Regions from separate parts of the Homo sapiens genome. Here region 2 is linked to region 1. A link is an interaction called in ENCODE POLR2A ChIA-PET data of the cell type or tissue named here. Cell type or tissue: CD4-positive, alpha-beta T cell. All regions are shown on one strand.

Region 1 (2,500 bases):
GTGATTATCTCGGGGTGCTGGGATTTCCTGTGGCTTTTATTTTCTTCCTTTGTGCTTTTCTGTATTTTCCAAGGTTTTGTAATGATTCAAAAAAGACTTTTTTCACAGAATGCTTGGCGTATTAACCTGCCAAATACACTGGCCTCACGGACACTTCCTTTTCCCGGGGAAGGTCCTGCCCACAGCTCTACTGAGGGTCCAGTCCTTAGGCGGCCAAGTCTTAATTTATGCACAACCATAGCAGCTTCGAAATTTCAGTATTGGAGAGACTTAAGAAGACAATCTGATTGCAAAGGAGAAATTGAAGTTATATTTAAAATAAAGTTAAGACAATGTCAATTGTCCATATGAAGGAATAGGAGACAGGCTACAGCTTCCCCACTCTTCTCCTTGGGGTCGGCCATTAAACCTTCCGCTATGCTCCTGCCCCATCTCCCTTCTGATTGGACAGGGGGTGATCAGCTGACCCGAGTGCAGCCAATCCACCCAGGAGCCTGTGCCTTATGCAAAAAAAGATGGCCGGGTCATTAAATTCATCCCTGGCGGATTTGAACTGAGAAATTAGGCAAGTGCCAGACAGTTAGCAGTGGGAATAGTAAATGAAGGGCTGTAGGGAGAGACAGCAGGAGCAGAGAGCCATGAGGAGATACAGATGGTGTGCATCATGGAACAGTAGAAATAATTACTAAAATGACTAAATAAAAAGCATGAAAAAGGCAGAGATATGAGATTTTTTTCCTCCAGACGGAATCTTGCTCTGTTGCCCAGAGCTAAGAAATTCTACAACAGCTTCCCAGGCATGGGTTAAGAAGACCTAGAAAACTCCTATGCCTGTTTAACATCAACTCCACCATTATGGCTTCATTGGACAACCATTATTGAGTTTACACTATGCTAGACACTATACCCAAGAGATATCTCAGTGGAGTGCAGGGGCGGATCTCAGCTCACTGCAAGCTCTGCCTCCCCGGTTCAAGCAATTCTCTTGCCTCAGCCTCTCGAGTAGCTGGGATTACAGGCACATGCCACCATGCCCGGCTAATTTTTGTATTTTTAGTAGAAACGGGGTTTCACCGTATTGGCCAGGCTGATACTCCTGACCTCAGGTGATCCACCCGCCTGGGCCTCCCAAAGTGCTGGGATTACAGGCATGAGCCACCACGCCCGGCTGAGATTTTTTAAAAGGATATAGAGATTAGAGGAAAGGATAAGTCAAATGGTAACAAGAAGAGCACAGAACAAAAGTGAAAGAGACCAGGGTGGCCCCGTTTCTTCATTTGAGTTCCCTCAGGAGCAGACTCTGAGACAACAATTTCCGTGCAAGTGGTTTATTTGGGAAGTGGTCTCAGGAAACTGCAGAAGAGGACTTGGGGAAGTGATACCAGGAAGGGAAGGCAGCCAGTAAGTGGTGCATTACTGAGCCAGCCACAGAAGGCAGTGACTGGAGCTTAACCCAGGGGGAAACTGTGTCATATGCATACCTCAGAACTCTCCCCAGCCAGGAGGTGAGGGAGTTAGGATATTTATATAGCAACTCCTGAGAGTCTGGTTGAGGACTGCTCCCATAGCACTTGATTCCCTGGAATTCAAACCCTGTGCTTGTGGAAAGAGCTGCCTTCCACGGCTCCAGGAAAAAATTCCCTAGACACAGAGATGCAGATATACTGGCAGCTGCAATGATCAGAAGCACACGGAAAGCTCTGAGGAATACAGATGAGGCTCTGGAAATGTCTGCCTCATCAAGAGAGAGGACCCATACACAGATAGATGGATCCTACAGTCCATTTGAGATGGTGAGAGAGTGCTAGCCCCTGAGCACTTTCTTTTTTACAGCTTCTTGGTTCTTCAGCTTCATACAGTATGTCCCCAAGACTTGAGCCAAGTGGAGGGACCCCAACTAAGATGAAGAACCTGGGAAGAGGCACCCCTCTTCCCTAGGACTCCACACCCTCCCCAGCCTCCCACAGGGAAAGAACTGTTCTATATTATCTAGGGTCACAAGCCATAAAAGATTGTCACCTTGGATTGATTCTTTTTTTTTTAAATAGAGTTGAGGTCTTGCTCTGTTGCCCAGGCTGGTCTTGAACTCCTGGACTCAAGCAGTCTTCCTGCCTCGGCCTCCCAAAGTGCTGGGATTATAGGCATTGACGGATTCTTAATACAGATTTTAGATTCTCATATAGACCCCTAACATTCCCTCCCCTAATACCCAATGACCATGCTAAGAAATTCTACAACAGCTTCCCAGGCATGGGTTAAGAAGACCCAGAAAACTCCTATGTCTGTTTATCATCAACTCCACCATTATGGCTTCATTGGACAAACATCATTGAGTTTACACTATGCTAGACACTATACCTAAGAGACATCTCAGTCTGGAAGGAAGCGGACACATACATTAAGAATTTCCTCAGAATGCGGCAAATGTTAAAATGGAGCTGTGTTGACATGGTGGGGAGCATTAAGGCAGAACACATGAATTCAGCTTATGGGAATTCAA
Region 2 (2,500 bases), 880 kb before region 1:
TGTGAACTAAGAGAAGCCGTTTGTGTTCATACATCAAATATTGAATGCATTTTAGGGTCGGGTACTATATTAGGTGCTAAGATCAAAAATTAGTAAGATAATTTCTAGTCCAGAATCCAAGGAGCTCACAGCCATACAATAGCACCAAACAGATATGTATTTCTTTTATTTATTTATGCTTTGTTAATTGTTTAAAAATATCTGTCACCATGAAATTCTGGTTCCACAGTCTCTGGTATAGTTAAATCATTTTAAGGAAATAGTTTATTTCAAGATGTTCTTGCCTCAAAATTTAATGTCAAGTGAAGAAATGATCTCATATTTCACATAGTGTAGCTGCCAGGAGATGGTAAAATCAGGCGTTTGTCTTGACGTGTTTATATTTACACAAAGGTGTTTCAGAATGTGTTTGCAATGAGGAAGAAGAATAAGTAAAAGAGAGTTTGAGGACAAGCCTTCTGATATGGAAACGAAGGAAAACAGAAAGTCTGGAAATGTGGATGTTTGAATTACGGATGAGCACATTCCCAGAGCATTATTGTAAATACGAAAGAAAGAAGATCAGATTTTAAAAGTTGTTTCTTGGCCAGGCGCGGTGGCTCACGCCTGTAATTCCAGCACTTTGGGAGGCTGAGCTGGACAGATCATGAGGTCAGGAGTTCGAGCCCAGCCTGACCAACATGGTGAAACTCCATCTCTACTAAAATACAAAAATTAGCCAGGCATGGTGGTGCACACCTGTAATACCAGCTACTGAGGAGGCTGAGCCAGGAGAACGGCTTGAACCTGGGAGGCAGAGATTGCAGTGAGCCGAGACCGCACCACTGCACTCCAGCCTGGGCGACGGAGCGAGACTCTGTCTCAAAAACAAACAAAAAAAAAAAGTTGTTTCTCTAACTGGGACAAAGTAGTGCTATTTAGCCAAATTTATTGGGCCCGCTACTATGTGACAATAAGAAAAGAAAATGTCTGCTTTGATGGAATTTTATATTCTAATTGGGAAGCTGAAAATATGGGAGATGAAAAAGTAAAATATGTTGTATATTAGATAATGATAAGTGCTAAGTGGGTGGGGAGCTGGAAGGGGGGAGATAACTTTTGACCTGAACAAAATGAGAGAATTGTACAGATGTCTGGGGAGAGAGGATTTCAGCCCACAGAAAAGTTTTGGGGAAAGGATGTATGTGGTTTGTTCACAAATACCAGTGAGATCGATCTAGCTAGAGTATCTGACAGAGAAAATAGTGGATAATGAAAGAAAAGTGATAGGGGCCAGAACATGCAGGGCTCTTACAGCTTTTTCCTCTGAATGAGTTTGGAAACACTGAAAGGTTTTGAGTAGAATCATGGCATCTGACATATGTGTTTACAGGATCGCTCTGGTTGCTTCATGGTAGGAGCGGGGACGCCATTGCGGAGGCTGCTGCACAGTCCAGACAAGAGATGATGTAGTTTAGGCCAGAATAGTGGCAGAAGTGATGGTTAAAAGTGGTAGAATCCGGCCGGGTGCAGTGGCTCACGCCTGTAATCCTAGCACTTTGGGAGGCCGAAGCAGGTGGATCATGAGGTCAGGAGATCGAGACCATCCTGGCTAACGCGGTGAAACCCCGTCTCTACTAAAAATACAAAAAATTAGCTGGGCATGGTGGCAGGCGCCTGTAATCCCAGCTACTCGGGAGGCTGAGGCAGGAGAATGGTGTGAACCCGGGAGGCAGAGGTTGCAGTGAGCCAAGATCGCACCACTGCACTCCAGCCTGGGTGACAGAGTGAGACTCCATCTCAAAAAACAAAAGGGGCGGGGGTGGACTTCTTGGTAAATTCTGAAGGTAGAATCAACAGGATTGATATTTATTTATTTATTTAAGACAGGGTCTCGCCCTGTCACCCAGGCTGGAGTACAGTGGCACAATCACAGCTCACTGCAGCCTTGACTTCTCGGGCTCAATGGATCCTCCCATCTTAGCCTCCTAAGTAGCTGAGACCACAGGCATGTACTACCACACCCAGCTAATTTTTGTATTTTTTTTGTAGAGATAGGAGTTGTGTCATGTTGCCTAGGCTGGTCTCGAACTCCTGAGCTCAACTAATCCTCCCGCCTTGGTCTCCCAAAGTGCTGGGATTATAGGTGTGAGCCACCACACCCAGCCTCAACAGGATTTATAGACCAACCGAATACATCGTGTGAGAGGAGAAAGTCAAGGATAACAACGAAATGTTTACCTTAAGCAACTGGAAGAATGGAGTTGCCATCAACCAAGATGTGGAAGACTGTGAGAAGAGCAAGTGATGGCAGAAGGACAGTAGAAACTCAGTTTTGCATACGTTCACTTTGAGATGCCTAATAGGCATCCAGGTGGAAACATCAGTAAGTAATTGGATAGAGGCCAGGAATTCAGAGGAAAAGCCCAAGCTGGAGATTTAGATTTAGGAGTCACCAGCATATGGACAACATTTAAAGCAATTAAATTGTTTACATTTTCCCCAGACATACCCTTTCTGT

What was found. ChIA-PET counts read pairs that join two places held together with the same protein. Peaks named below come from ENCODE experiments on the same cell type or tissue, not always from the same donor. Only the 100,000 strongest peaks of a DNase experiment are listed, where the experiment ranks them.
Region 2: POLR2A ChIA-PET joins it to region 1 with 13 read pairs; 3 of 35 experiments call an interaction of 5 or more read pairs at or near these places.

What each region holds. Positions count from the first base shown.
Region 1 is chr4:25,967,521-25,970,020 of GRCh38, reverse strand. No RefSeq gene overlaps it. Among named protein-coding and RNA genes, the nearest start is that of SMIM20, 55 kb to the right of the region's middle. In CD4-positive, alpha-beta T cell, no CTCF peak of the experiment used is centred here; a DNase peak (open chromatin) is centred at 1,360; H3K27me3 peaks cover 513 bases.
Region 2 is chr4:26,851,919-26,854,418 of GRCh38, reverse strand. It overlaps a transcript of TBC1D19 not described here. Among named protein-coding and RNA genes, the nearest start is that of STIM2-AS1, 7.4 kb to the left of the region's middle. In CD4-positive, alpha-beta T cell, no CTCF peak of the experiment used is centred here; no DNase peak of the experiment used is centred here.